Regions from separate parts of the Homo sapiens genome. Here region 2 is linked to region 1. A link is a loop called in an ENCODE intact Hi-C map of the cell type or tissue named here. Cell type or tissue: mammary epithelial cell. All regions are shown on one strand. Links, peaks and the distances in the headings refer to the core of each region. The heading gives the core; the rest is flanking DNA. Region 1 overlaps STARD13 (StAR related lipid transfer domain containing 13). Region 2 has its middle 100 kb from the start of LINC02344.

Evidence for each region. A loop is a pair of places that touch in the nucleus more often than their neighbours do. Peaks named below come from ENCODE experiments on the same cell type or tissue, not always from the same donor. Only the 100,000 strongest peaks of a DNase experiment are listed, where the experiment ranks them.
Region 2: a loop joins it to region 1, with 25 times the contacts of the local background. A loop is called at or near these places in 14 of 110 quality-filtered maps.

What each region holds. Positions count from the first base shown.
Region 1 is chr13:33,220,171-33,236,915 of GRCh38, reverse strand. All of the region lies in intron 1 of STARD13 (StAR related lipid transfer domain containing 13), which reads left to right. Among named protein-coding and RNA genes, the nearest start is that of STARD13-AS, 49 kb to the left of the region's middle. In mammary epithelial cell, for the core only: a CTCF peak has its summit at 8,173 (motif pointing left); no DNase peak of the experiment used is centred there; H3K27ac peaks cover 1,761 bases.
Region 2 is chr13:33,431,524-33,448,268 of GRCh38, reverse strand. It overlaps a transcript of STARD13 not described here. Among named protein-coding and RNA genes, the nearest start is that of LINC02344, 100 kb to the right of the region's middle. In mammary epithelial cell, for the core only: a CTCF peak has its summit at 7,044 (motif pointing right); no DNase peak of the experiment used is centred there.

The sequences.
Region 1 (16,745 bases), core at 3,449-11,448:
GAGATTGAAATGTTTAAGAGAAAGGAATGAATTTATACCAACTGCAGAAGATGGCTGTAATTTAATTTCTAAAAGTAATACATTCAGTAATGCAACAACGTTGAAGAAAGCTATTGAGTAGCTATTGTGAGCCAGAGTGGTTGTAACGCACTGTCCTCACTGTCCGCAAGGGATTGAAGACCAGTTGATTCCTGCTGTTACCTCAAGATCAAGCATTGAAGCCATCCCAGCATCAGAGGACTCAAGATAATAAGGATTGCTCTTCCCCTGTATCCACATAGATGCACTTTCCTAACTGGCTTCCTTATGCTCAGCATTAGACCACCATATTGCTAAGGAAACAGGGGGATGCCAAGGAAGACTGTTGCTGAAAGCTTCTGATTTAGCACTCCAAAGTTTGGAAATCTTTGCATATGTACAAAGGCTTAAGAGGATTAACCAGGATGAAAAACTGAGGTCTGCTATTCAGCACAGGAGATTTTCCTCAAAATCTCTAACACTCACGCAGCCATGCGTTTCCACCGAACCCAGGGAACTCCTCGCACCTGGTCCTTCCTTATTCCTCTCCACAGAAACACTAACAAGGCGTTTGAGGAGGGTCCTGCTTGCTACCAAGTCAGAAGAGAATGCAAATCAGATTCCTGCCAAAGATTTTGGATCATGCCTTACTGGCCAGCCATAAATTCTGTCTTCTGAAAGGAATGATATGATTCATTCTCAGCAATCTGAAGCATTCAATAATAGAGTGATTCAATCTTCAAAAATCAAAAGGCACTTCGGGTTCCCCAAAATGCCCAAGAGAAAGCACAAATTACTCACGATTTGTAATAAAAACAGTACGTTTTCATAATTTTAAGAGGCTAGAATGAGCTTTAAGAGAGCAAGATATATGCATTATGTATTTATGTAAACTGATTTGGGGGGTGGATTTTTTGCCCCCAGTTGGGTCATTTCTGTACCTTCTCATTCAAACTGTGAGATTAGCCTGATGTTCATTTACCAACGGAACATCCACCTGCCCAAGCACACCTGCTGCTCTTAGGACATAAGCTGCTAATGCAATGTTTCTTAAATGTGCACATGCATTAGAATCACCTGGAGGCCTGGCCAAAGCACAGATCACTGTGCCCCACCCACAGAGTTTCCGATTTAGGAAGTCTGGAGGGGACCCAAGAATTTGCATTTGGAGCAATTTCTCATGTCAGAGGTTTCCAGACTTCCTTGGCTCCTGGTGTCCTCAAGGCCTCAGTAGTTTTTGCACAGTGCCCTTCGACAGGGCTACCAGACTTTTCTGGTAACTCTGTTTCTAGGCCAAAAGAAATACCTAACAGTTGCATTTATTAAGTACATAGACCGAAACACCTGGAGAAGTATTTATGTCCTAACAACTTAGCAGCTATTTTTAAAAACACCCTTAAATTGAAAGAAAAATAATATTTTATTTCATTAATAATAACCACAATTACTTAATAATGAGATGTCTGCACTGGCTGGACACTGCACAGTTTCTCAAACCTGGGAATCAGATGGGTTATTGCCAGCCTTATTTTCTGTTCCACATTGATTTTCACATAGCACCTGCTTTTTATCACAGCATCTGCCAAAAATCCAGCTAGATATGGCCTCATGGAAAGGAATGTTGTTGACAGGACCTCATGTTGAAAGCAGGAACTACTTTGGACTAGTAGTTTGCTCAGTGTCTGACAGATGTCCAGTGTTGCTTGTGAGCCTCTCAAGAATTTAAAAAATATCCCAAGCCTCCTGTGTGAGTTTGCTACAGTGCCCCAGAGTGCCCTGGTGCACATTTGGGGAACTGGGGACTCAAGCATTCCTGATGCTAGTTTGAAGACGCCACTTTGAAAACCACTGTACTAATGGCTTCAAGAGACCAGAGGAAGGAGTTTTCTGAACATTTTTACATTTTCTGTGATAATACATAAGATCCTTAAAATATTGAACAGGAAGAAATGCAGATAAAAACATACAAATTCACCACTAATGACTTTTTATTTCTATAGCAGAAGAACTGGATATGGAAGAAATCAGAGAAGGAATAAAGATATCAGAAGGAGTTGTATGCCATCATTGTTATGAATAGTTTACAAAGCAATTTTTTACAACCTTCTAAAGTCATAACTAATTAAACCTGGCAATCCCAGTGAGCCAGGTAACAATTATTTTCCATGCTTTACACACAGGAAACTGATATATAAGATTAGGTGACTTGCCTCAGGCCAAAGAGAGGTAGATTTGTTGGAGGCAGAATGCTAAAATCACAGTATTTTTGCTTTCATCAAAAAAAGTTATAAGAAACTAGACTAACATTTCATAACATTAAAAAAGTCCCTCAAACTTCATAGTTAATTTTCACGAAAATCATGTAAGGTGGATGAACATTGAGTAGCACCATTTTACTAATGAGAACTCCATGGCCAGTTGCGGCCTTGTGCAAGGGGAATGTCAGTGAAGCATTTGAGAGAGCCCATGAGTGGAAGAGAGCAGATGGCATGATGAGTGTGAAGACACAGAGTTACAGGAAGAGGAAGGCTGGTTCTTACCTTTGAAAATAGCTGGGACTCTGTTCCTGTATCCTCAGGAGCATTTTCTCAAAAGAACAAAATTCAAAGTCACTTGAGGACAAAGGGGCAGAAAACTCAGCTTATGACCAGAAAAGCGGGTACCAGTCAGTAGTTCTCCATCTCGAGGGGTAGATGTTCTGCATCTGTTTGATGAAATCATTACTTCACTGGGGGCTGGAACCAAGAGGTTCAAGAGGGTCTATTCAGACACAGCCAGTCTGGCATATTTTTCTATTTGTACGTATGCTATAAGCCACATATGTACACAGATATGATCATACATATCTTTGGCTCATCCACAGTGCCTGGGACAGTGAGGGCCTGGTGCATTTGATGCAGGATTTTTCTTGGCCCCTTCAACAGACTCATAGAAGGGGCACCCCACCTATTCGGTCTGCCATGCTCAACCCCTTGCAGGAGGGAGCACGTGAGCAAGCAAGTGCAAGATCCGGCTGGCTGCTCCGGCTGCTGACACAGGAGCAACTTCTGTGCAGGGCCTGCATCCAGACCAGGTGTGTCACCTTGAGGGGAATGCAGCAACACCCAGGTAAGGATGACTGCAACCCTAAGCCCCAGAGGGGGTGTTACAGTGCTCCTTTAGTTCTGCCATCTGCAGACTTGTATTAACAGCTCAGTTGGCCCCTTGCCTCATCGTGTGGGGTGGCTGCTCTGCCAACAAGGGCAAAGGGCTGGTGTTACAGCCTTTCTGAGTACCTGCACTTGATGGGTCCTGAGCTCTTGTCCAGCATCCAAGACAAAGGAGATCATGTGAACAACTGAAGGATGGTGAAGGCAGAGAATTTTTATTAAGGGCTGAAAATGGCTCTGGGTGGAGAGGAGAACTGGAGAAGGGACAGGAAGGGCAGGTCGTCTTCCCTGAAGTCAGGTTGTCCCTCTCCCTGCAGTCAGGCTGTCGTCTCCTCTAATGACTGAGTCTGGGGTCTTTATAAGCACAGGATGGGGAGTGCATACTGATTGGTTTGTGAGTATGCAAAAAAGGTTAAAGCGAAGATACCACTCAAAGGTGGGCCTGACAGTGTAGAAAACCAATTAGGAAAGGGTAGGTATATGTAAAATAGATGAAGGGTGGGGATCCATCAGAGGAAAGCACACCAAACAGGAAGACAAGCTCTCAGTCCAATCCGAGGATTTAACTTGTAGCTTGACTTTCAGGCTTTAAACTCTCTTTGGCTTGGAGTTGGGGTTTCACCCAGTACCTGCCCCTATCTGCTGAGGCATTTGGCTGCCTCCTGTCGCTATCACATTGAGCAGTGCTTGATATGTTACTGAAGTGCCAGGGGTTTGGTCTAGGTCTTGCTGTTCTCAGCACAGAATGTCAATCACTGAGACAACAAGTATTGCCAGAGAAGAAGGCTTTAATCAGGTGTTGCAGCCAAGGAGAATGGGAGATTTAGTCTCAAATCCATCTCAGTAATGGACTAAAATTGGGAGGTTTATACAGGAAAACAGGGAATTAGGGAGGAACAAGGAAGCAATCATGATGAATGAGGGGTCTTGTATCTCATTGTCTGGATGTAGTGATTGAGTGAGTTTCATTCCCTTGAGTGAGGGTTGATTTCCTGAGGAAGGCACTCAGAATAGACAAGTGTAAGTTTCTAGTTTTAATTCAGAGGGTCAATTTCTATGTTTATTCAAAAACATTCAAATATCATTTCTATGGGACAATTGGGCTGGTTTCAGATACACGTCGTCAAAGTTTTTGGAGCATGACTGCAAGATTCTGGAGGAGAAGAGAAGAGATGAGAGATTATAAATTGAGTGATTGTGTTTTCACCTGTCCTGGGATATATAAGATTTAATACACTAACCAGTGATCTAGATGACTAAACAGAGTACAGTATCCCTCTGTATCTGAGGGTTCTTCCCCACTTGTGAGTCAACAAATCCCAGATAAAAATATTTGAAAAAAAATTAAAAATAAAAGAATAACCGTACAACAATAAAAGAAATTTTTAAATACAAGAATTATTTACATAGCTTATTTATTTATTTATTTAATTTTGAAGACAGAGTCTTGCTCTGTCACCAAGGCTGGAGTGCAGTGGCGTGATCTCGGCTCACTGCAACCTCCACCTCCCGGGTTCAAGTGATCCTCCTGCTTCAGCCTACCAAGTAGCTGGGATTACAGGCACACACCACCATGCCCAACTAATTTTTGTATTTTTAGTATAGACAGGGTTTCACCATGTTGGCCAGGCTGGCCTCGAACTCCTGACCTAAGGTGATCCACCCATCTTGGCCTCCCAAAGTGCTTGGATTACAGGCATGAGCCACCATGCCTGGCCTATTTACATAGCATTTACATTGAAGCAAGTATTACATGTAATCTAAAGATGATTTAAAATATATGCGGGATGTGCTCGGTTACATGCAAATACTATGCCATTTTATATCAGGGACTTGAGCATCTGCAGATTTTAGAATGGGTGAGGGGAGCCTGGAACCAATCCCCTGTGGATACCAAGGGATGACCCTATATACTAAAATGACACTGAATCATGAAACTGTTAAAATCTTTAAAGTTTCAGGTAAACCTTAGTCATCTGGAAAAGTTATGGGAATGCCCCGGACCTGCAGTCAGAAACAGAGACTGCAGTTTGTGCCCCAGCTTTCTCCCTGCTGGCCATGTGACCAAGGCCATTCTTTAACAGTTAGTTTTCTAAGATGTGGGTCTAAATAGAGCTCCAAAGTGAGATGGTAAATGTGAACGCATGCCACAAGTTTTTATTATGTTACCTTCAACTCAAGATGATGCGCATGGCCCAAACCACAACTCCCCCAAATCTGCCCCTCCTCCAGTCCCTCATTCATAATGTAGGGTTCTCTAATGCCCTAGCCTGCAGGGCAGTGAGGCCAGCCTGAGTAAGCCCTCATGTGTGTTATAGGAGTCCCAGGACTACGAAGCACCAGAGCTCATACCCAGTCTAAAGAAAGCCACTCAGCCACCACCCATGTGCCAGGCCTGAGCCTCGTCTCCCTGGTGCCTTGTGCAATGTATGGCACAGTGAGAGCCTGGCCCTGCTGTCCTGAAAATCTTCACCCTGTCCAGGGCCTTATGCACCGATGGCTGCCAAGTCAGCAGCTTGAGGGCCTGACCAGCCCCTCATCTCCACTCCCAGCCCATTGCCATTGAGACTTTCTTCACTGTGTCTCACCCTTGAGATAAACTTGAAGTTACAACTGTCCTTTATCACTCACTCAGCCAACTGAGGAGTGTCCTGAGATGCAGGACTTTAAGTTTTAAAACTGGGATGGTAGGTCATCCTATATATAGCCCAACTTAAACTCTATCTCCTTCTAAGCTAGTGTCCCAATCTCTCCAGTTGGAAATAAGTATTATTTTCTCTCTTCTTTATATGCCCACAACATTCTGACTATGCCCGTATCTTGGCACTTCACAGGTATTAGAGTTCTTTCCCAAGTGTTTCTGCTTCCTTCACCAGGTTCTTAGCATCTTGCAGTTATGGTTCTTCCATCCTCCTCAGTGCCTCGCTGGCACTTTGCACATCAGGGGTACTTAAGAGTACTTTGCATAAACTGAACAAATTAATCATTCAAACATAAAATGAGTAAAGACCGACCTTACGTGTCATAATGGACTAAGTAAACAGTGTTTTAGAAGAGATAATGTGATTCTCAGATGAATCAACATGAGGATAACAGGAAATAGGCTGAGATTTCAGCAAAAGAGAATTCTTGTGCATCAGAAAGCAGCCCTTGACCGGAAAGGGTGATGAAAAAAAGTGGATATAGCTTACAAAAGAAGATTATGAAAGCTCCACTCTCAAAATCATTCAGCAGTATCCCAGCATTCATGAATGTTTGTTTAAAATGAAGATTTTTCTGAAATAAAGGGCTGGGCAAAGTAATGTTGGAGGCAGTGTTCAGGCAGGCTGCCTCCAGGAAACCCAGGGTGCCAGGATGAGTATTCTCCCTATTTCTACCAGAGCAGCCACGCCTCTTCTTCTTTCTAACCAAGGTAGGATGTGCATGTACTGGCTTTTTCCTGTCCAAGTTGTGGCTGTTTAGGTTTAGAAGTCAAGAGCGTGACAGTAAAACTAACTAGCTGCAGATGATGATCTTATGTTGCAGCTGAATACTTTTCCAATACAAGATTTATCTGGGGACATAAGACTCAGTGAATTACCATTTGCCATGGTCTTCACTGGAGAACGATGGCTACAATCTCCTTCTTCCCCATGTGGACTGACCATCTGCTCCCAATAATTGCAAATTCGCTTCCAGGCCTCATAATGTCTCCCTGTGTTCTTGCTTGTCTTTGAAATGCCTCAGGCAACTGCTCTTCTCTCCAATGGAGCAGCCACAACAGCTGTGGGATTCACTAGGGTTTGTCTCTGCTCCATTTCTGGCAGCAGGCAACCACCACTAAGCCACTCTCCAAAAAAGCCTGCAAATTGTGAACCCATTAAGGTTTAACTCCTGGGGGACAACAAAGAGAGCTGCCTTTGAATGTGAGCTCTGTGTGCCTCACTGAGGCTTCTGGCACAGGGGCTTGTCCTCAGGGCCAGGGTGATGCGTAGGGAAAGTTACAAGCTTCTGAGGGAATATTTTCACAGGTTTTCCAAACAAAGGGTTCTTTCTTCCAACCCCATACAACTCTCTTCTGATTGCTAATTAACCAAAGCTAGTGAAAAACAGGCCATTTCTGTAAATAGACTAGAAGTAGTGTGTGTGTGTGGTGTGTGTGCACGCGTGCACTCGCGTGTCCATGCCTGGCACGGGTGATGTGACTTTTAGTATTTTTCGTCTTTGTTTGTGTTTGTTCAAGCAGACCATGAAATGAATGAAAGTCTGTTTTGAGTTCGACAAGAGATAAAGGGATGTTACAGGGCATCTTGTCCTTCTGGTAATTTTTCCAGTGCTCACGCAGTCTTGCGGTTGTCCTGGCAAATCGAATATGTTAAGTGTTTTGCTTTAAGTTGCCCTCTTTCCTCTTAAGTTGAGAGTTTCCACAGTCTTCACCATAGGGTCGGTTTTGGTCTGTGTCATCTCAGTGTCCTGGCCGTATCTCAACTGTCTTCCCCTGTTTACTTCCATGGAGTCGCTATTTAGGAAGTCCCTTTTCAGCCCATCTGCCTTAAATCACTGCATTGTTTACTTTCCCACCAAGGAGTTTTCCCTCCGTTGGTTGCATGCCTTTTAGATTGAGTATGCATTTGAAGATCTAGAAGCCCATACAGGCTGCTGGCAATTTTTATTCAGGCTGCTTCACCACTTGGTGCAGTCTTCCACCTAGTCAAAGCCTGCCAGAGTCTGCTGGCCTTTTGGAATGGTTGCTGAAGTCTTCAAAGCCCTACTTCTTTTAACTTTGCTTTTGTGGTTACATATGAGTAGTTTCATAAGTTTTGCAATTTGGTATCTTGGAGTTTTGAAACAATGTTGCATTTTGATTATTTTATCCACAATTATGATACTTACTGTGAGGTTACGTACCAATTAGATCCTTGTCTTACTCGTGTCTAATCAATATTTCTTATTTGTTTTAATTCTGGCCTTTTTGGTTATCAGACTCTACGTGATGGGGGAAAAAAGCTCTTCACAGGCCTCTAGTGGACATGTAGTGGAACTGCAGAAATCTTGTATTCGAAGGTGTAAAACTGTGGTGTGACCCATGTCCGAATTAGCAATCACAAACATGTTATTCATTTAGTATTTAATTTAAAGATAAATAGTATGCTTGGAAGCAAGGAAGATAGGGATACTGGTGGAATCAAACTCTTGGTTGACTAACCACAGAATATGACCAGGTTGTCCACTGTCGCCTGTTGTCCTCTGAACTGAGTTTCTTTCACTAAGGAGTCCACACAGTCTCTGTTTTATAACAGGAGCTCAATTTTAACTTCCAAAAAAAAAACACTGTAAATGAACTGTACTCTTAATTCATTTTTTATCAATGATTTTTATGAAGAATGCCTGATATTTTAATAGATTCATAGTTTAAATAAGAAACAATCAGTATGAATGTTTCTTCTCAAAAGAGTTGAAAATAATATGTCTCTATAAAGAAATACATGGGGGAGTAATGTGGTCCAGAGGCAACCTCAGCCTTCGCCAGAGGCTGCAATCCACCAGAATCCACTGGGGCTCCCTCCCAGCCTTCAGTGATTTTCCATGAGCACTCCATGTACTCTTCATGCTTCTGTGCCATGCTTTTATGTTGCCTTTGCCTGAAATAACTCCTCCCTTCCACCACTTCCCCACCTGGCAAAATTCTTCATGTCCTTACAAATCCAAGTCAAATGTTCTTTTTTATTTGCATCTCCCTTCCCCCACCACGCAACTGTTAAAAACTGCTCTGCGTTGTTTCGTTTTACGATCGCACATTCAATCTATCATTATGTTCATTTGTAAAGGGCCTGTCTCTTTCTTCTGATGGGCTTTGAGCTTCTCACATGTTGTCAGGATGGTGTTGTGCTTTGCAGTATTCTCCTCATCACTTTAACCTCAGTACCTGACACAGCTCCTGGCATCTAGTAAAGACTTTTTCAATTAACTGATACTCCTTATGGTGCTTGTCCTAGGAAAAAATGGGAGTGAGGGAAGTGTGCCTCATTTTGTCTTTGGTATCTAGGTTTGCATCCAGCATCTTGCCTCCCTGTTGTACCCCCTCCATAGTCATGTCCAAGTTAAAGTGGTCCTAATACCCTAAATTACCTTTTTCAGGGTATTTGGAGTATAAACCTTATCTCAAATTTAAAATGAAATGCTTTGCCCTAGTGTTAAACAAGAACAGGAATTTCAAGCAATTAGGCTGATGAGAGAGTAGTTTGGGGGAATGGAATGCCTAGCTCTAAATATAGAGTTAATGACTGTCTCTTTTCCCTAAGAATTGGACTAGCTTCACTATTTGTAGAGGAAGTTTCCATGCCTCCTTTTAGATTTAACTTACAAAGTATTTTCAAGGTATTGATATGGAAAGTAGTTCTGGAACAAATTAGGTATCTGTTTAAATCCACATATGGTTGAACTACCTGGGATCGTATTTTAGCTATCTATGAGGACATTGAGATTCTGATGAGTCCATCACTGCCAGCAGACCTTGAACTAAGATAGAAAAGACTAACGATGGAACTTTAAGGGAATGGCTTTATGGCTAGAGATCTGATGTTACTTCACATCAGAGGGCTGAGCAAAGCTCGCAGGTTGTAGATGAGACCAATTCAAAGCAACTGGTCACTGAGGCATTTTGTTATGGCCATTTAAAGGTTAGGAATGAAGTTTGCTTTGCTGAAAACACTCAGTTTGGTTTTGCTTAATTTTCTCTGGGGCAGAGGTTCTTAATCTGGTGACTTCTCTTTAAAACTTCAGAAATTATAAGAACGAATGAATATACATATGCCATATGTTTAATGGAGAGAAATGTGTTAAGATCCCTAAAAATCTTTAAAAACAGTTAAGAAGTACTGTTTTAAGAGAAAGATAGATGTTTTATAGTATGAGTCAAGTTAATAGACTTTTTACCTAAACATCGCTTGGACTAGCCTGAATATTACATTTTCATTTATTGTCCAATTGTCTGTTTATGAAATGTTCTTATCTGAATAATAGAAGTAAATTTGAGGCCGGGTGTGGTGGCCCATGCCTGTAATCCCAGCACTTTGGGAGGTCGAGGTGGGCAGATCACCTGAGATCAGGAGTTCAAGACCAGCCTGGCCAACATGGTGAAACCCTGTCTCTACTAAAAATAAAAAAATTAGCGAGGTGTGGTGATGCATGACTATAATCCCAGCTACTCAGGAGGCCAAGGCAGCAGAATCACTTGAACTCAGGAGGTGGAGGTTGCAGTGAACCATGATCGTGCCACTGAACTCCAGCCTGGGCGACAAAACAATATTCATCTAAAAAAAAAAAAAAAAAAAGAACTAAATTTGAAAGCTATTGTTCAAGTATCCTAACACTTATGGCAATAGCTGGCAGTAGACTTTTACTAAAGACTTCCTGTACTTTTATGAGCCAAAAATGAAGGAATGATTAGTTGGGGCAAAAGAACAACTTATTTATAAAAAAATGAAAAAGCACAAATAAAGTTTGTCTCTAAGAAGAAACTGCTTGGAGCTTGCATTAGTTTGCTCAGGCTGCCGTAACAAAATGCCATAGACTGAGTGGCTTAAACAACAGAAATTTGTTTTCTCACAGTTCTGGAGGATGGAAGTCTGATATCAGCATGCCAGCATGGTTGGGTTCTGGTGAGGGCTCTATGCCTGGCTTGCAGATGGCCGCCTTCTTGCTGTGCCCTCACATGGTGGAGGGAGGGCAAGCTCTCTGATGTCTCTTCTTATAAGGACTTAACTAACCCCATCATGAGGGCCCTACCTCATCTAACCCTAATTACCTCCAAAAGATCCCATCTTTAAGGATGCAGTCACACTGGGGATTAAGGCTTTAACATATGAATTTGAGGAGGAGACACACTTCAGTCCATATCAGAGCTTAATCCATTTGGTGCAAGTGTTACTTCAGTTATGTAGTTTTCTAAATTTGTAATTAAATGTTACTATTAGAAGGAAATCACATATTAATACGAAGAGTTGTTTTTTTTTTAATTAAGGAAAAGATTTAAAGAGCACAAAGCAGTATTTTATGAAACATAAAAAATATATCAAAGATCATTGTGCCAAGGAAATGAGAAAGCTAGGTGTTTAATACCTCTACGTTTATGATACAGTGATACTTCGCTTATCCAAAATTCTGCTCTGTGGTAGCATGAGCTATACAGAAAAGACCTAAAAACAAGCAGCATAAATATTATGTACCAAAGCTCTTCTGTTTTATTCATAGGACAGTTCCTGGCATCTTTACAACTAGGTTTATTTACTCTTACTTTACACGTAATCCTAACAAGCTTTGTTTCTAGGACTTTAGAGAATTAAAAAATAAAAGTTAGAAGGAACAGGGGGACTGCAGATGTACAGACGGCGGCCAGAAGTGGTGACTGACTTGTTGATAGCAATAGAGGAGAAGAAAATAACTGTAAAAAACCAGTCTGGCTCAAAGACCCTGCACAGCTGCCTGAGGTCAGGAATGGCCCTATTTCCCATGTATTTCCCAGTTTCTGGCATAGCACTTGGTATATGTTTGTTGAATGAATGAATGTTTTATTTGGTACCAAGAACATCACAGTACAGTGTCTGATATTCATAATGTTGATCTTCAGTGATTAAGAATATATTAAATTATTTATGTATATTCCGTTTAGAAAGAAAGAAATATATCTATTTTTAAAATATTGTCATCCAAAAAAGTTATTTTTTTTTAAGTTCAGATATTCTAATGTTATATTTTTAGGTACACACACACACACAAAATCCTGTTATCCTGAAATACCTCATTCCTGAAATATTCAGGTTTTACTGTCATTTGTTCCTGAAAAGAACGGGATGATGTAGGCAACTGTCCAACTGCTGAATCAAAGGTCGGTTATGCTTAGAAAAGCATAGTTACGAGAGGAAAATGTACAAAGATGGTGATGTTTTACATCTCATTTGTGTTCTAGTCAATATTGCTGATGTTGTTTTCTGAAGGAACAGAGACCCATTCAAACTGGCTGAAGTACTAATGGTGGATGTAGTAGTCAATTAGCTATTGACAAAATATTCTAATGTAACTCTTTTTGGCATGTGGTGAGATTATATTTCCTCTTTGATATGAGGCATGGCTATGTGACTAGCTTTGGCTGCTGAAATGTGAGTAGAAGTTACATGAATCACATCCAGGTAGAAGATTTAAAAGCCAGTGTGTGACTGCCATGTTTCCTTCCTGTAACTGTGGTGAGACTGTTGAGATGAAGTCTCCATCACGCTGTGTCCTTGAGGGAGTAATATGGGCTGAGCCTCACTGCCAACCCTTAGTGGCCACAAAGAGTGATAAGTACACTTGTGTTGTATGAAGCTGCTGAGACTTGGGAGCTATTTGTTACTGAAGCATAACTTAGCCTATCCTGACTAATACAGACTTTATTGTAAAGATACAGTACTATTCCCCAAATCTAAGACTAGGAAAGAAAATACAGCTGGGGCTTGTGGCAACTGAAATGAAATCCTGAAAAGATGAGAGCATTATCTCCATCCTATGGCTACCTGGTGTTTCCTACCTTTGTTTCTCCCCTCAAGTTGTGTATTACTCTTAACTAGTCAAGCTGCTTTCTCAGCCTGCACATTATCAAGTGTAACTGCTCTCTTTTCTCCCTACCAGGGATTCAAACTGTTTTGGGTCACCCAATTCAGGTTCCCCAGAGTAGGAATCTATTGGCTCAATCAAGCCTATATTAGGGCCTCTTGGATCAGGTGTCCTCCCCTACTGTAATCAACTGTGGCCATCACTCACCAAACCTGTGATCTAGGGAATTCCTAAAGCTAGGGAGAATAATGGTTAATATTTAGTGATCATTTAATATGTAGTAGGCACTGTTCTAAGTGCTTACATGTGTGAACTTATTTGCTCTGGCAACCACCATATGACATAAATATTATTATTATTATTCTCATTTTATAAATGTACAAACTGAAGCACAAAGAAACTAAGTAAATTGCTCAGGGCATACTTACAAGATAGAGGCAGGATTTGAACACAAGGCAGTGTGGCTCCAGAGCCCACACTTTTAACTACTATACATAGAATTATATATATATATATATTGAGATGGAGTTTTGCTCTTGTTGCCCAGGCTGGACTGCAGTGGCACAATCTCAGCTCACTGCAACCTCCACCTCCCAGGTTCAAGCAATTCTCCTGCCTCAGCCTCCCGAGTAGCTGGGATTACAGGCACCCACCACCTCACCTGGCTAATTTTTGTATGTTTAGTAGAGATGGGGTTTCACTGCATTGGCCAGGCTGGTCTCGAACTCCTGACATCAGGTGATCCACCCACCTCGGCCTCCCAAAGTGCTGGGATTACAGGCATGAGCCACCGTGCCTGGCCATAATTGTATTTTTAAGTGTATTTCGCCTATACAACCAGAAGTGTCTTACATATGAGCTTCTAAAATGTCTCCAGGTTGCTTTCAGTTTTGTTTTATGACAGCAGTGTAAAAACATCATTCTTGAAGGACCAAAGTGGGACTTCTCTATAACCATGTATTGCCTGAGCTGTTGTCCTCAGATAACTCATTAACATCTTTCTCCAGACTCTCAGACCTGCCAGCACAGGCTGGGTAATCTAGGACAAGTTGGATGACTTCCACCAAAGTTGTTCAGCTGACTATCAGATCTTAACTAAATTAACAGGTGGTCTGTTTTCAGAAATGAAATTCTTCAGTGATCCTGAGTAGCAGATGGATTCCTAACCCTTCTTTTCCTTTGAAAGTTATCGTATTTACCAATCACTTAATTTATCAGCACTTCACAGGCCAGTGGTCCAACAAGAAATTAATCCAGTCTTAGGAAAAGTCAGCCTGGGAACAAATAAGAATTACAGCAGTTAGTCACGAGGACATGTTTCTTCTGTTCTCTCTGTGACATTATTTGTTACAAAAAGGAATTTTGAACATTTTGCTGGTTGCTGAACATTTCAAATGGCTGAGAATCTTTAGGGCCTTGCCATTTACACATTATGTGCATAGAACATATAGCTATCTTATTTCTTCTTCATCTCTAACATAGAGGGCTGTGAAGAAAAAGAAAAATGGAAACCCAGGAGAAGTAGACATGATGTGTGTCGTAGGAAAAGGCAACAGAAGGTGCTTTGGGAAATGTTGTCTATCTGCTAATATTATATATTGGATGCTTATGTAGATTGCACAGGTTCTGGAATTCAGAAGGCCCCAGAGCTTGGCTTAATGTTCTGCTGTTGCTGTCTTGAAATTATTAATAATTTGTAAAATTGTAGCAAAATACACATAACATAAAGTTTGCCATCTCCATCACTTTTAAGTGTACAGTGCAGTAGTGTTAAATCTATTCACATTCTTTTGCAATCAATCTCCAGATCTTTTTTCACCTTGCAAAACTGAAACTCTATGCCCATTAAACAACTCTCCAATCTCCATTCCGCAACCTCTGGCACCCACCATCTGACTTTGTTTCAATGAGTTTGACTTCTCTAGGTACCTCATGCAGTGTATCTTCCTGTGACTGGTATTTTTCACTTAGCCTAATGTTCTCAAGCTTCACTCATGTCGCAGCATAGGTCAGAATGCCCCTTTTTTTTTTGAGATGGAGTCTCGCTCTGTTGCCAGGCTGGAGTGCAGTGGTGTGATCTCGGCTCACTGCAACCTCTACCTCCCGGGTTCAAGCAGTTCTCCTGTCTCAGCCTCCTGAGTAGCTAGGACTGCAGGTGTGCACCACCACACCCAGCTAATTTTTATATTTTTAGTTGAGACAGGGTTTCACCATGTTGGCCAGGATGGTCTCGATCTCTTGACCTTGTGATCTGTCTGCCTTGGCTCCCCAAAGTGCTGGGATTACAGGTGGGAGCCACCGCACCCAGCCTAATGCCCTTGCTTTTTAAAGCTGAGTAATATTTCATTGTATGTATATACCACATTTTTTTATCCATTCATCTGATGGGTACTTGGGTTGCTTCTACCTTTTGGGTATTGAGAATAATGCTGCTATGAATGTGAATGTACAAATATCTCTTTGAGACAGAAGTTATCAATAATTTTTTGGCAAGAGGCCTGTGTTTTCATTTTGCACTGGGATCCACAAGTCTTATAGCCAGTCCTGCATGGAGGAATGGGACGAGAGTTAGCTGGAGACCCAAGGAGGAGCTGAGTTGGCCGAACAGAGGAACAGGAGGAGGGATCCACTCAGATGATCAGCAGGAACCCAACTCAGAGGGAAGAGGGGGATGCATGTCAAAGTAAGACTGATGCTTTTGCGCTACTGTCAGTTTGCAGTTCTCATAAGTTGCAAAAGTTTATGATGATGTTAGTCTGCCTTAAAAAGCAAGGAAATGTTTACCGTGCTACAACATGGGTGAAGCTTGAGGACATTATACTAAGTGAAATAAGCCAATCACAAATGGACAAACACTTACATGAGGCACCTGGAGAAGTCAAACTTATAGAGACAGAAAATCCAACAGTGGTTTCCAGGGGCTGGCGAATAGGGAAAGGGGGAGTTGTTGTTCAGTGGATACAGTTTCAGTTTTGCAAGATGAAAAAGTTCTGGAGATTGGTTGCATAAATATATATTTAATGCTACTGAAATGTACACTTTAAAATTGTTAACATGGTACAATTTTTGTTAGGTTTATTTCACCACAATTTTTTTTTAAGTTGATGACGAGTGTTTTCATTTCAGTAGTCCATCTACTACTGAATACTCTTCCAGGGCTTATCTATATGGATATGGGGGTAAGTTAACTATTGTAATGAATGTAAGGACTATTGTGAACTCCTCTAACTGCTCCAACGATATTCAGTAAATCTCTCATCTGTTCTTGCAGTTCTCTATAACTTTGTATCCCTCCATTCATTTTATAGAAGGCAAACATTTTCTGTTAATATAAAAATGCTATTCTTTTGTTGTTCTGAATTATGGAAACAATTAATGACATAGTGTAATCCATTAGAATCAGAACCTGGATGACTTTCAGTCAACTGTTTTCTAGAGATATCAAATATTAAATGCAGCCTTTATTTTATTTATTTATTTATTTTTTGAGATGGAATCTTGCTCTGTTGCCCAGGCTGGAGTGTAGTGGCACAATCTTGGCTCACTGCAACCTCCGCCTCCCAGGTTCAAACAATTCTTCTGCCTCAGCCTCCCAAGTGGCTGGGACTACAGGCACCCGCCACCACACCCGGCTAATTTTTTGTATTTTTAGTAGAGACGAGGTTTCACTATGTTGGCCAGGCTGGTCTCGAACTCCTGACCTCATGATCCACCTGCCTCAGCCTCCCAAAGTGCTGGGATTACAGGCGTGAGCCACCACGCCTGGCCTAAATGCAGTCATTTTTATAAGGGATCATCTTCACCCTTATAGCTAATATTCATTGTCTACAACCAGCTGATACTCATTCTCTAGAATCTAAAATAATAAATAATTAGAGTTATTTCCATGAATTTCAGATCAATGTGTTTCATGACCCTGAGGAAATTCATTCCCTTATTATTGTGTAAAGTTTTCTAGCCATTCAGTTTGCTATATCAGCTAGTTTTCACATGTGTTCTCCATTTGTA
Region 2 (16,745 bases), core at 2,820-10,819, 210 kb before region 1:
TGAGGAGGGAGAATAGGAGAATTAACAATAATGTATCATATTTCAAAAAAGCTAGAAGAGAGGGTTTTGAATGTACTCAGAAAAAGAAATGATAAATATTTAAGTGCTGGATACGCTATTATAATCTGATTTGCTCATAACACAATGAACACATATCGAAACATCACATATCCCATAAGTATGTACAATTATTATGTATCAATAAAAATTTAATAATAATAACGATAATTTAGTTTAAAGAAGAACTCAATTTTATTCTAATCTAGTCAGATTTTCAACAGCATACATAACCTCTTTCACTAACTTTAAGGTATTCTAAAAATTAATTGTGCTTATTATCTCAATCAGTTAATTCTGTATTGTAATAAATTCTGCATTTAATTGCTTTCTAATGGTGTTTATATATATATCTTATTTCTCTCTTATTTTCAGAATTAAAGAATTCTGAGGATAAAATTTGTTGGATTTTGAGCTAATTAACACTCCCATCTCTCCATTTCTCACAGATTAATCTATTGTCTTTTCAGTCTGAGCTTCTGTGTGTCTTATTGAGCATCTTAGAGCATACTATTTCTGTTATTACTATCTGGTAAATGTAATCATTAATTTTCAATCCTTCTAACAAAATCTAGTGAAAAGTCATATGACATATGTTTTATACTCTTGCACTGATGCTTCCAGATAAGCATGACATTTTCCAGAGGAACGTGTAAGGAAGTGGTAAGTTGGGGTTAATGAGAGTCAGAGTACAACTCAAGTCTAATGTCCAAGTTGGAGCAGGACACTCAGCAAAGGATCTAAAGGGAAGAACACAAAAAGTCTGAGCAAGTAGGAAAAGGGAAGCCCATACTTCAGTTTCATGGTTGGAAAAGAGCTAGCCAGAGGCAAGGAGAGCACCTGGAAGCCTACATCCCTGTCTAGGTGTTGCAGCAGCATCATGCTCAGCTGCTGGCTTGCACACAAGCTCGTGGAAGAACCTGTTTTGGATAGAAGGACTAGTAAGTATTTGCCTAGGGCACATAGTTGTACAAGAGACGGACGTTTTTAGGTCCTTGCGGTTTCTTGCATTTCCAGAAAACTTGCTTCAAATATTTTTCCAGATGCAAAATTCCTTGGATCCTTGTTTTAGAATGAATCTATTAACTAAACTGGATCCAGAAAAAGTCTATAATCAGTTTTGTTTTTCAGAAACTTCACATTAAATTTAATGAATTCCTTTCTTTGTTCATGTATTAATTTCTGGGACTTGGCCCAAATCCTGTATAAAATATACACAGAAAGAGAGAGAACAAGTAGCCTCTTTATGTAAACTAATCAAGAAGGAAATGAAGCCACCCAAATGTGGGCTATGCCATCTGTGATCTATGATAAATAACAAAACTACAGTCATGTTTTTTCCTTAAATGTTAACTGTAAAACATAGTCCTTTTTATTAGCACCAGATGTCAAGAATGCTTATTAAAATGCTATGGTTTATTAAATAGCATCATTTTAGACTCACTGAACTAGTAAAGACTCGTGTTTTTGCATTAGATTAAATGTCTAAAATTCTGTATTACTCCTTCTATTTCAAATACATGAACGCTAATATACATACACCAAAATTTATATTTAGAAACAGAGAGATTTATATATCATAGGTGAAACTGAAATATTTTTCAGTCCACAAAAGTGGATTTTCATTTTACTCTTATGTATAAAGTTTATTGAGATTTTTATATAGCAATGAAAATAAGCATGACATATCTCAGATCTATAGGAAATCAGGGAAGATTAAACAAAAATAAAAAGTATATTTAAAACTATATAATCTATCTTTTTTAGTGATTTTGGTTTTTTTTTTCTTTTTAGCTTTCATCACGTAGTCATATGTGAGGAAATTGTGATCATCCCTGTCTCTTCCCTCCTTCTAGCTAAGAGTCAGTATGGCCTTTTCTCGGCCTGAGTCAGGGAAAGAATAGCTTTGATAATTAGACAGAAATCACTATATAGAATTTTTGCAGAAATAGAAAGTTTTGGGAACTTTCCTGCAAGGCCATGCTTGCAATATTTTGAATTCAAATTTAAAGGGAATAGTGAGAATTTAGTATGGTAAATAAGGAACATTATATTTTCATTTTACTTCTTCATCAACTGATAGTTTGGTTAACCTCTTCTTTAAGACTGTCTTGTCAAAATGACTCTGCAATTACAGATTACAATGCTTTGAAATATTTTATTTTCTTTTTTTAAACCCTATACTTTTTATGTATAATTTGTACATGATCTATTGGGTAGCTAACATGAGGAGTGCTATAGTTTGGATGTTTGATTCCTCAAAACTCATGCTGAAATTTAATTTCAATGTTGGAGATGGGTGTCTAATGGGAGGTGTCTGGGTCACAGAGGCAGATCCCTCATGAATAGATTAAAACCCTCACTTGGGTTGAGGGGTGAGTGAGTTCTCACTTTATTAGTTCTTGTGAAAGCTGGTCGTTAAAAAGAGCCTGGCACCTGGCCCCTCTTCTGCTTCCTCTCTCTCCCTGTGATCTCTCTATATACAAATTCCCCTTCACCTTCAGCCAGGAGTGGAAATAGCCTGAGGCCCTTGCCCAGTTTTGAGCTGTTCGGGATACCAGAACTGTGAGCCAAATAAACATATATATATATTTATTTATATATATAGCCTCAGGTATTTCTTTGTAGCAACACGCAAACAAACTAAGACAAGGGTGATTTAGGAAAAGGTTATTTGAGATATAATTCACCTATAACAAAGTCAGCCATAAATTACTCGGGCCAAACTCAGTGTGTAATATATCCCATATACTTGTCTAAGGAAACTAACTTTCTAGTGGTAATCTAGTGATTAACCTTTTCTACTCATTGTTACTTAGACATTATCCAGTAATATTCAAATCAAGGTTACTACTGAATATAACCTATTGAGTTTGAAACCAGCAGGTGAGTTCTGAATAAAGTAAAGGGCAGATAATAAAATAGCTTCCATGTTTACATAAGAATTTATTTACTCTGGGATTTTTATCTACTGCTTTTGGTTTTAAAGGTTAACATGAGGGCATTAGGAAAAAATGGGCCCTTTGTTTTTCAGGAGCAGCAGGTGTTGAAACTGCTTTCTAGTTTGACTAGTACAATAGTAGTTAATTTATTCATTGACTTGATTGATCATTACAAGCCCTAAGGGACATAGCCTCCCAAAAAAAATTATCTGAATGTTTTTATGGTTACTTAGCGCAGTTCTGTATTTTAATCTGTCATATTTGGCTATGTGGGCAAAGGATACATTACTGGGTACATTTGTTTCAAAAAGCAATTGCATTTTATATCCAGCCTTATCATAAAATAAATACCTAAGATGTTTTTAGACTGTCTGCATGAACATGGATTTATAACTACTATGGCTTTGGAGGTATTACAAAATTAACACTTTCTGGGGGATCTCAGCAAATGAGGCAAATGACTTTTTGAAATTTTTTACTGTTACATTATAATCATTTTTGGAGACAGGATCTCACTCTGCCAGCCAGGCTGGAGTGCAGTGGTGGGAACACTGGCTCACTGCAGCCTCAACTTCTGGGGTTCAAGTGATCCTCCTGCCTCAGTCTCTCTAGTGGCTGGGATTACAGATGTAAGCTATCACACTGGCTAATTTTTTCTATTTTTTTTGTAGAGACAGGATCTCCTCATGTTTCCCAGGCTGATCTCAAACTCACTGCCTCAAGTAATCCTCCCACCTTGGCCTCCCAAAGTACTGGGATTACAGGCATGAGCCACTGCACCTGGCCTGCAAATTACCCTTAAATGTAACTCAAAGGAATTTACTGCTAATTAAGAAGGAACTGAAGCCACCCAAACATGGTTTATGCTATCTGTGGTCTGTGATAAATGGCAAAACTACAGTCATGTTTTTTCCATGAGAATTATCCATGAGATAATTCTAATAGTTATCCATGAATTATCCATGAGATAATTCTTACAGTTCTAGAGTTCTTGGATCTCCAATATAGACCACTTACCTGCTCCAAGCCACCTACACAACAGAAAGGGTTAAGCACCTAGCATAGTGCTAGAAATGTGTGTATCTATATACTGACTAAGCACTCGGCAAATGTTTAGTGAATACAATACCCAGAGAAAACCCACTGGTGGTCGAGAGACACGTGATCTAACTATACTGACATCAGTGAATAAGTGACATCATTTCACATCTGCTCCAAAGTGTACCCTTCCTTCATGTTTATAGAGCTAACTATAATCTCAGGATTATTAGGTGAGTATGAATAATTATCCCCCCAATAGGAGCAGTTTTCTAAAATTGTCTATCCATAAGTCACATTTTGGATTTTAGAGATATCTTCTTTTTTTTTTTTTTTTTTTTTTGAGACTGAGTCTCGCTCTGTTGCCCAGGCTGGAGTGCAGTGGCACAATCTCGGCTCAGCTCACTGCAGCCTCCATCTCCTGGGTCCAAATGATTCTCCTGCCTCAGCCTCCCAAGTAGCTGGGATTACAGGTGCACATCACCACGTCCAGCTAATTTTTGTATTTTCAGTAGAGACGGGGTTTCATCATGTTGGCCACGCTGGTCTTGAACTCCTGACCTAGTGATCCACCCACCTTGGCCTCCGAAAGTGCTGGGATTACAGGCGTGAGCCACCACACATGGCCGAGACATCCTCTTAATGTGTTATATTGCTAAGTTCTAAAGAGTTTCTATTTGGATTTCCAAACAGAGGGGTTTGAAGTAGGAAGCAGCAGGAGGTTCAATATACGGGGTTGCAATAGAGTGTGTGCTTCTAGTGTTTTTTTTTTGGGGGGGGGACCCTTTTTATTAATTGTTATGAAATTCACTTAACATAAAATTTATCATCCTAACCAATTTTTTTTTTTTTTTTGAGACAGAATCTCGCTTTGTTGCCCAGGCTAGAGTGCAGTGGCACTATCTTGGCTCACTGCAAGCTCCACCTCCTGGGTTCAAGGCATTCTCCTGCCTCAGCCTCCCGAGTAGCTGGAACTACAGGCACCTGCCACCACGCCTGGCTAATTTTTTGTATTTTTAGTAGAGACGGGTCTTCACCGTGTTAGCCAGGATGGTCTCATCTCCTGACCTTGTGATCCGCCCGCCTCGTCCTCCCAAAGTGCTGGGATTACAGGGGTGAGCCACTGCGCCCAGCCCATCCTAACCATTTTTAAGTGTACAGTTCAGTGGTATTAAGAACATTCAGATTGTTATGCAACCAACCCCACTGTCCATCTCCAGAACTCTTCATCTTGTAAAACTGAACTCTGTACCAATTAATCAATAACTCCCTATTCCTTCTTGCCCTGGCCCCTGGCATCCTGTGATTTTAAGTGAAGATTATTATGTTAAAATATTGCTATATAATCCATAAAGAAGAATATGTTCACCATCACATTTATGAATGTTTTACAATTAATATATTATGGAAAATGGGTGTTATGTATTCATTTTTTGCCTCATCAATTTTCCTGGGAAATGAGGGCCCCTATGCCTCTGCTTCTAATGTTTCATGTACTACTAAAATGGTAGATACATGAGGGGCTCATTTTTAATATCTCTAACATCTTTGAACTTCAGTAATATTTTTCAAATATTTTTCATTTTTCAAAACACTAACTTTTGTTGCTTTAATTTCAGATAATTAGTTTCTCCTTTTATCTCATCATGATACCTCGCACTTGAAATGTTCCTATTCTGTATACATTCATATATTCATCAAATTCAAACTCTGTTTACCTTTTAAATATTCTACATTTAGGACAAGATAATACTTGGCCATACTTTTGTCAAATATTCTCTCTGGAATTCCTATTTCAGTTGGGTTGCATTGATTTATTTTGAAATCAAGTAATCTGACTTTCAGTTATTGTGCCAAGGATTATTTATTATTATTATTATTAATGTATGAGTAGCTCTGTTAGCACTCCATCTCAAGGTGTGGCTGAGAAAGCATACTTCTGTGTTTTGTTTCCTTTTCAAGCCGTGAGGCTTAAATTTTTCGGCAGCAATTGCTCTTAGTTCGTAAGTGAGAATTTTTAAACAGCTGAAATGGAAGAATTCTACTGGGTTATTTCTAATTTACATGATTGTCAGAACATTATTGTATTTAGAGAATAATGCTTAATGTTTTATTATGTTCAAGTAACACAGCTTATTTTACTTTCTAAGTTTACTCTGTTTCTTATTCCAGGTCAAATAGTCATTAAATATATTTGCTTCCAGACCAAGTCAGAACCACTGATATTAGTTTAAAAATATGGAGGGATCTTTTCTCCTCTGTGTGTCACAAATGTCTGAAGTTGCACCATTTATTAAAATGAAATGAAGTTCTTTTATTGGTGTTTATTGTCAAATGATGTCCCTTTCATATGTGAATATCCTTGGGAAAAGTGGATCTTATTGTCACTTACCAACTCTTTTGTGGATTTGCTTTTTCCCGGGGCAAGTATGAGCACAGGCGTAGAATATAGGGAGAAACACAAACAATGGGATGGGAAGGAACTGTGGTATCAAGGACAAAGCTTTAACTGCATCATCATTTTGCCTCTTTCCTGACTGACTCTTGTAGAATACTGTGTACCTGATACTTTGAAAAAGTTAATAATCGTAAGCATCTGTTTTTCCGAATTTCCTTCACAATAATCAACCAATATTTACTGTATACCTTTTCTCTGCTACACTTGGGGCTCAGGACATCCCCTGAATTTTTGTACTTACTCCTCAAAGCAACCCCATTTTACTGATGAGGAAATGAGGCTTAGAGAAATGTGGTCACTTTTTTAAGGTCATATGGCTAGGAACTGTCTTTCTGATTGCTAAACATATTATCTTAACCACAAAACTGTATTTATTCTTAGAGTAATGAGGAATCATTGAAGGATTTTAAGAAGATTGAAGTGATCACATTGATTTTGAAGGAATCACACTGGCTGAGAATATAGATTGGAGAGAATTAAGACTAGAATCGGACTAAGAAGTTAGGAAACTATTGCAATTTTCTAGGTATTACCTGAATGTTGCCCAGGAGGTGGCAGCAGGGATGAAAAGAAGCAGATGGATTCAAGCAACATTTGGAAGTAGGCTTCAGCAGGATGTAGTGAGGACAGGAAGGAGTCATGGGTGATCTTTGAGTTTCTGATTTGAGCAAACAGGTAGATGGAAACACCATTCACCAAGACAGAGGGAACATAGACAGGGGATCTGTATGTGTGTGTGGACAAGGAGGTGGAGGAGGAGGTGGGAGGGGAGGAGAGGACGTTGAGTTTTGGACACAGAGTTTGAGGTGTCTGATGTGAAATGTCCAAAGGCAAATGTGCAATCAACAGTTTGTTCTTGGCCAGTCACGGTGGCTCATGCCTGTAATCCCAGCACTTTGAGAGGCCGAGGTGGGCGGATCACTTGAGTTCAGGAGTTCGAGACCAGCCTGGCCTTGGGTGACAGAGTGAGACTCTATCTTAAAAAAAAAAAAAAAAAAAAAAAAAATCGCTGTTTTCCTGGAGCTCAAGGAAAGAGACCTAAGTTGGAGATCTAAACCTGAAGGTTATCAGAATATGGATGGAAAGTACATGAGATCACCCTGGAAGAAGGTGCAAAGTGAGAAGGGAAGAAGGGCCAGCACCCATCCCTAACAAGACAAAATAAAACTTAAGTAAATGAAATCAGCATATAAGAAGGGCACAAGCAAAAGGAGAGCCCACCAAGAAAATGATACGGAACAAGCAGAGGGGTAGAAAAGACAGCAGGGACAGCATGGGATTCAGAAGGCCAGAAGGATAAAGTTGCAGAAGGAAGGAGTAGTCAGCTGAGTTAGGGCCTGTGATGTCACTGAGAGACACAGTGACGCAGGGCCTGGCTTTAGCACTAAGGAGACTATTGGTGGCACCAGGGCCCTGGAGCAGTGGATTAAAACTAGACTTTAGTCTTCTTCTCAGTTACTAAATAGACACATGGTATCATGTAAATCTTTTTTTTTTTTTTTTGCCTCGTTCTGTCGCCCAGGCTGGAGTGCAGTGACACGATCACGGTTCACTGCAACCTCTGCCTCCCAGGCTCAAGAGATCCTCCCACCTTAGCCTTCCAAGTAGCTGAGACTACAGGCACATGCCACCATGCTCGGCTAATTTTAAAATTTTTTTGTAGAGCAGGGTGTCTCGCTATGTTGCCCAGTCTGATTTCGAACTCCTCGGCTCAAGCCTGGAACTCCCACCTAGGCCTGCTGAATTGCTGGGATTACAGGCATGAGCCACTGCACAAGGCCTGTATTGTATAAATCTTTACTTAAGTCAGAGAAAAATACATTTAATGCGTCTTCCCCATGAATGAGTATTTTGATGACTTTTATGATTCCTGATGATTTGTGTAGTTCCTAAAATCATTCAATCTTCATGCCTCAGTTGGCATTTTATTTTCATTTCTGGAGGCCATTTGATTCTAATTTTACAATCTTATTTTTTGTCTCAAACTCAATATTCTTCACAAAAGTGGTATAATTTTGAGATATTAAGAGTGATACTGTTTTTTTACAGGTGCTCTCTGATAACAGACCCAAAGAAAGAGTGGGTAAGTCTCCCTGAGAAAATGTTTTCCTGTTTATGTATAAAAGTTGTTTGGAGAGCTTTGCCTCATCCCTATAAATTTAAACATGCCATAAGTGTTGCTGAATCATGGATGCAAAGTTGATGGATACAGTATGATGTTAAATCAGAATTTGACCTGCATTTTGAAAATTGGAAAAGTTCATTGGGTTTTCTCTGGTCCTCATGCAGCCATGCTGCTGAGTTTATCTCCATTTTGTAAAGTTGATTTTACACAGAAAGAAGTTGCTTTGCATAACCAGTCTTTATCTTGAAATGTACCTTGTAAGTTAAATAGGAATTAAATAAAAGATTGCACCTTTACTGAAACATCTGCTTCGAAGGTAAGGCCTCTTGAAAATAAGGCATATATGAGGGTAGTGGTTTATTTGTATAGCTTTTGTATTTGGAAATGTTCTGTATAAATCTGAATACTTGGCAGCTTTATTTGTGGAATCTTATTTTAATGACTATGTAAACTAACAGCTAACCAATCTTGAATCACCACTTCTTACCAACTCTTTAGCAGCTGTTGTTGTACTTTTCATTTGAATAGTCATTATGGATAAGACATTCTGAAATCTCCATATCAGTCCTCACTTCATACGGTCATTTACATGCTTATACATAGAAAGGAACCCCTTCAAAGCCCTTTATGTGATTCCACTGCATGTATTCTTCATATCTTGTAGATAGCGTATTGCTAGACTTGAAAGTTAACACTTTTCTCTGAGTTTATATCTTTAAAGCCCAATTTTGAAGTATCTTGTCAAATAATGCCTCTAAAAGCAATAGTCTGATGCTACCCTTATCTGCATTGGTGCCAGCATTATTTCCATTTTTATACACTCATTTTTCTATAATCTGCTGAGAACCAGTTTCAGTTCATTATTCAGACACCCAAGATCTCAGCTTCACTTATGCTTAGGATGAGCATTGGATCTCTGGGATATAGTCATCTGCTGTTCTTCAGCTCTTGGGGAGATTTGCAAGGAGGCCTTTACACTGGGCCTCCAGGCAAAAATGACTGGCTAGAACTTTGTCAGGAAAATGTCTTTAGTGAGTGTGCCGAACCTATCAGCTCTCCCACTAAACAACCAAGCAGAATTTGTTCTTGCCATTCTGAGAAATGCTTGTAGCATCAACTATGCATAATTTTTGTCCATGACCACTTTTATATTTGGGACTTCAACTATATATAACCCTCAACCACCTGGCAGCTAAGTGGGAAATAAGCACAGACCTCTTTTAAAATCATATGAATGTGTCCAAATAGTAAATTATGACATAAGTAGAACCCTCTGTGCTTCGTCTCTCTTGTTGAAATTCCAACTTGAATTAAAGGAGCTGATACTGCATTTACATCAGCAAAGAACGTGTTTCGCTTCAGAAATGACCAAAAAAGGGATTTACACTAATGAGCAGCCTGTGAAGCTTTTAGACAATCAAAGTATTTCCCCTGGAGAACTGATAACTAGAATAATAAGTCTATTTTCTTCATTTTATAAGTATATCCAACTTATTATAGCAAAAGAATATTTTTCACCATGTAAAAGTTACAATCAAGAAAGTAAGAAACAACCGTAGTTGACTTCTGGGTGGAAATGACAAGTACTTTTCTAACAAATTACATCTCTGTGAGGAAGTTCAGCCATGGAGGCTCTGAAGTGGTTTAATAGTCCTAGATTGGATGTGGAGCTTACCTGTGGGTCTTCAGGTATCGTGCATGAGAGTTCGGTCTACTACAGCCTGAATATTTCGCTGTTTAACCACTCTGTCATTCAGGGCTTCATTTGGCAGGGGAAAAAATCAAATAAGCAAGCAGGCCAGAAAATCTAGAAGACAGTCAAATCGATTTTCACATAAATATTTATGGAAAGCACTCTGGGAGAAGGAAATATTGGTGAAGTATATCTGAGAACAATTTTTCTGAACATGTAAATCAAAGGAGAATTATAGAAGCCTAATTCCAATTTCCATGCAGATACAAAGCAGTCCATAAGTTTGGGTTTTTTAATTACAGTCATCCCCCCTTTTTTAACCTCATCTTTCAAATTAAATCATTAATAATTTAAACTTTTGATGTTCATTCCTTTCTGCTGTTTGTAAAATGTAAAGTCAACTGCCCTCATTCCTAATTTGGCTTTCCATCATTGCTTCTTGATTGGAATGTCCAAGAGCTTTGCTCCGTTTTAGCAGAGATATGTAGCAGGACGAGCCGCAGGCAAAACTCCTCAGACACCAAGTTAAAGAAGGAAGGGGTTTATTCGGCCAGGGGCATCAGCAAGACTCCTGTCTCAAGAGCCGAGCTCCCTGAGTGAGCAATTCCTGTCCCTTTTAAGGGCTCACAACTCTAAGGAGGTGCATGTGAGAGGGTCGTGATCGATTGAGCAAGCAGGGGGTACACGTGACTGGGGGCTGCATGCACCGGTAACTAGATTGGAACAAAACAGGATAGGGATTTTCACAGTGCTTTTCTATACAATGTCTGTAATCTATAGATAACATAACCGATTAGGTTAGGGGTCAATCTTTAATTACCAGGCCCAGGGTGTGGCACTGGGCTGTCTGCTTGTGGATTTCATTTCTGCCTTTTAATTTTTACTTTTTCTTTCTTTGGAGGCAGAAATTGGGCATAAGACAATATGAGGGGTGGTCTCCTCCCTTAACAGAATATGGTAGTCAGACTGAAGGGGCCCCTCCATATACAAAGATGGAAGGCGGAATGTGACGTATAGTAGGAGGATATGACCCTGACCCACTGTTGACCCTTGTGAGGTGATTTTTTTCTTGTGTTCCAAAACTGCCTGATTCACATTTTCCTCTGGTCTCAGTCACTGATGGGGGTAAAATGTGAAACCCAAAGTAAAAGAGATTCCAGCAGAAAAGCACAGGCACAATAAGGTGGTTTAAAGGCCAGTCATTATTGCTTTCACTACAGATTAAGAGAGAATGCCACTCTTTTCTAGGCAGTTTAAGCTGTCCACTGGGACCAAAAGATCTCAGCCTAGTGATGAAAGAAACATCTACTGTAGCAACAGTGGGATAATTCCTCCCAGTTTATGCCTATTATGCTGTGGCCTTTATTAGATAAAAATTCACAACAGAAATGAATGTTATATATTATACTATAGTTTGCTTAATGGAATGAAAAATTAATTTATTTTTGAAGAGTAAATATATACCTAAATATACACATACTATAAAATTAACCCAAGTAGTGATGGTTGACTTAATTTGCTTTTTAATTCCTCTTTTCATTGTATGTATTATCATTTCTTTAAATGTGTCAATAGGAGACTACAGCCAAATTACTGTGTTCTTCACTGTCAAGAATATTTGAATCTCACATTGATGTACCATTCTTAGTGCACAACATACTATTCATTTAAAGATTGTAAAAAAATTTTCTTTGGTTTAGAAAACAATTTTAAAACCTAAGGAAAATAAAATCACATCTGAAGAAATCATATATTTTTTTCTCTGAGTAATGTCACTAGGGCAATAGGGACAACTCTTCTTAGAACAGTTTCAAAAGACGCTTCACGGACATAGCTATTCAACCTTCCTCCAAGAGCTATAATTACTTCCCACCTTCTCAGCTTCATTGTGTTATGGCGTTTTGTTAGGCACATTATCAAGAATAGAAGGATCTGTCAGGAACAGAATTTCACAAGAGTTAGAAGTATAGAGTATGTAGGAAATCAAAAGTACTAGCCAAATCCAATTATTATGAAGAAAATCATGTACTATATGGAGTGTACCTATTCTTCTGTTTCACTAGAATTTAATTGTAGTGACAAATATCTGAGCCGAAGAGATTTTTGGTACCCTTTATCAATTCCAATATGAAATTATAACTTCAATTTAGTTAATTAAGTGTCTGTTGAACATTATTATGTCCCTTGCACTGTGCAAGGCATTAGCAATACAAAGATAAAGTGAGATAAAATTATCCCTCCTTCAAGAAGCTTGCCTAAATTAAATTATCTCTCTAGATTTTTCCAGTGAAACCAGAGCCTTTCAAAAAGTAAATTTATAACTATTTCATGAAATTTATAGTAATTTAGTAAGATTTTTAAATTGTGATTTCCTATGGCTATATATGTAGAGAGATAATTACCATTCTGTAGTAATACAGCCACATGAGGCAAAAAGAAAGCATCAAAGTGTGCCAAGAAGAACCTTAGTTTTATTTGATTTTAATTAGTGGGAATCTCTATCTTGAAATGCAAGTGCCACATAAAGCTTAAGAGCTTTATAAATCTAGTTAAAATACAATCTTTCCCTCCATAGTTGAGATATATCAGCTTATTCCCTTGAAAGTTATTCTGAGTACTTAGTTTTAGCTCTTGCAAGCTGCCAACTTAAATACAGATAGGGAAAAGGAGAGTGTTTTCTATCCACCATTCCTACCTCTCGCAGTGGAATTCATGGACTTCTTCCGGGCAAAGTTCCCCAAACATCTACTGAAGAGCCTTGAGTAGCAGAGAAGTCAAGGAACCTGCCCTACTAACAAATATGAAATTTATATTTGGCCTTAAGATTTCAGGTGACTTCAGCATTGCTGTCCCATAACTTAGCTTGGCTGTCTCCTTCTCTTGAAACCTAAATGCCACCTGTTTTAAAAATCCTTCTCTGCTCACTCTAGCTAAAGAAGTTGACTCTTTCCCCAACTAGTTTCTATGGCTGCAATCTCTATTTCTTCAGAGCACTTGTCAGAACTTATAGTTTCCTTCCTTCCTTCCTTCCTTCCTTCCTTCCTTCCTTCCTTCCTTCCTTCTTTCCTTCCCTCCCTTCCTTTCTTCCTTTCCAATAGGCTAGAAAGTCCATGTCTTGTTCACTATTTTATCCCTTGCTCCCAATAGACTGCTGCCATACAACAGGTGCTCAAAAACATTTGCTGACTAAATGAACTCCTAAACAATAGCTGTTATATTAATAAAGTTAAGTGCCACCAAGAAACGTATATGCAGCAGGAAGATCTCGTGTTTATCTGGTGGCTTTGTGGCCCTCTTTGCACATTGCCGAATACCCCAGTTTGAAGAGAGTAATTCCAAGATACTAGAGGAATACAGATCCGTATTGACTGAGAGCTTTCATGAGCCAAGAAAGCATTATGAGACTTTGACATTCTTTATGTATATTCATTAATTCAGTCCTCAAAACAACCCTATATCATTGGAAGTATCGTCCTCACTTTATATGTATAAAACAGTAAGGGTCAAAAATGTTAATTTGCTCAATAAGTGTATAAGTTGGAACTTAAATCTCGTTCTGTTTGATTTCTTTTTCTTTCTTTCTTTTTTTTTTTTTTTTTTTTTGAGACAGAGTCTTGCTCTATCATCCAGGCTGGAGTGCAGTGGAATGATCTAGGTTCACTGCAACCTCCACCCCCTGGGTTCAAGCGATTCTTCTGCCTCAGCCTCCTGAGTGGCTGGGATTACAGGTGCACACCACCATGCCCAGCTAATTTTTGAATTTTTAGCAGAGATGGGGTTTCGCCATGTTGGCCAGGCTGGTCTTGAACTCCTGACCTCAAGTGATCCACCTGCCTCGGCGTCCTAAAGAGTTGGGATTACAGGCGTGAGCCACAGCGCCTGGCCTCTTGTTTGATTTCTAAGACTGTGTACCTTTCACTAAACAAATACTCTCCAAAGAATATCATGGAGGGCTGACTATTGACTAAGTTGCTACTGCTTGTCCATCCACAAACTTCTACTACTGTGTATGGATTCATAAATTTATTGAGTGGGCATTGTGACTCATTACAAGGAATGCATAGAAGAAAAACAGTGCCTTCCCTGAAGGAACTCATCACAAATGGGGGAAGAGAATAAGGAAATACACAGAGGGGGCAAATACACAGCCATTTTCTATGATATTTCTGCTGTTACTCAGAGGGTGGGCATGACAGGGACACAGGCCATATTTTTAAAATCAAGGAAGCATTATTTTTATGATTATAGTTAATGAACCCTCCTTTGAATGTTCCTTGTAAATACTCAGTGTTCACAAGAGAATGCTCTCTGAAAAACAAAACTACAGAACGCAAGAGGTCTGATCTCTGTTTTAGCAGAGATGTAATATGGTAGTCATACTGAAGGGGCCCCTCCGCATACGCAGATGGAAGGCGGAACGTGACGTAGCAGGAGGATGTGACCCTGACCCACTGTTGACTCCTGCAAGGTGATTCCTGGTGATTCTTTCTTGTGTTTTAAAACTGCCTGATTCACATCTTCCTCTGGAACCCAATGTAATAGAGATTGTTGCTGTTGTTGCTTCTAGAGAGTCTTTGAAGGAAGCTAGACCTGAACAAATTCTAACTAAAGACAAAGCAGTTCCTGGTTTCTCCCTTTTGAGGTCTTCTGGGAGATAGGAGCAGTTCTTCTAGAGGATGAGAGACATTGAAAAGATGAGATTATGACCAGAAAGCAGAAAGTAATCACAATACTTAGTAGGAACTTTGTTGGCAAAAGAGAAACAATATTATCTTGTTAAAAGAATCCTTTAGTATAATCAATACTTTCTTCAATCAGAAGCACCGAAGTATCAATTTATTTTGTTGTTCAAAGCCATTTGTTGTCAATAACAGACGTTTGCTGAAAAACATCCTTTTAATCTTCTCATTTGTTCCATGATTTGGAAGGAAAACAATAAAAATTGTCTATTCAATAACATGATTTTATCTGTCTGAGGTTTAAAAAATGGGTCTCTCTACTTTTATTTATGGCATATTGTTTTATTAAGTAATATAAATTTAATGGTGAAAATAAAGCGTTATTTCATTTTTTTAGATTCTATAGTATGCCCACATCTTCTAAATCATTTTGAGATTAGTTAATGTTTATTTTTATTGTTCTTGAAACAGCAATCTCTGTTTTAAGAGATTAATGCAAATCTGTGTTGCATTAAAGAAAATACAAACATTAAAAAGCAGCCATAATTTTTGCTTCTGAAAATGCCTTTTATAAGTATGTTATGTGCAAACATATAATCTTGAAAGTACTATTCATACCCCATTATCTTCATTGTGATTTTCATATAAATAAATATAGTACCATAGAAAATTTTAAATCACCTATCGTACTGACTGCAGTCTAGCAGATAACTTTGAAATACATTAATCTCTGGCAACTAATTCAGTCTTTGGAAATATTGGTAGATTTAAATGACTTCTTATAGGCTTAGGTTGTTTTGTGAAGCTGCCCCTTCCCCCAGGCAACCGTGCAATTGTCCTGTTGAGAATGTGGACCCTTTCATGAGGCACTGTTCTAACCTAAAGAGCTGAGCAGATGTTAAAAAAAATCACTCCACATAATTTTTCTAGAAACTAATTATTAAATACTATTCTATTAAATCCTGTTCATTTGTATTCTAACTTTTTCTAACATCTTTTCTCTAAGAAGAAAAGAAAGATTCCAAAATTATATTAGAATATAGGCACCATCAGAAAAGCTCGCGAGTGACTGTGGGTCCTCTTTTCTCCTCTCTCTCCCAGCATCAGAACCTTCCAACCAGGACCGTCCACACTGCAAACTAGGCACTACCTCTCCTCCTTTACTTCCCAGCACCTTAATCACCCCTATTTTTCCTTGAGCATATCCTGCTCTTCTATACCTCAGAGACTTGAAGACAAGGTGTTCCTTGACTTCTCTACCTGGCTTACTCTGATTCAGGTTCACCGGGCCGGATCAGAGGCCAAGTCCTCCGCTGAACTTTCCCTTGATCCCTAAGCAGAGTGCCAGTCACAAGATACTTTGTAATGGTTCCGTCATTGCCCCTGTAACATTCTGTAATTTCTATTGTAAACCCCATGGAGGAAGGTACAACAACTTATGTTCTTGGTATCCCTGGCCCACCACATGTTAGACCTTTGATATATTTTTTGAATGAATCAAATAATCATTTATATTTATGACCACCCTGTAAGGTAAGCAATATAACTATTATCTTGATTTTACAGAAACTGAGGTTAATAGATTTTAAATGGTGTGTTAAATTTTGCACGTCTATTAACTGGTAGGAAAAACTAAGACCAACACTTTAATAAAATAAATTTTCTAACACTCTAGTATTGGGTATTGCTTAATGTTTTGCTTTTGATATTCAAAAAAATTTTTCCCATGATTCGATTTTAAGCCTAGTTATTT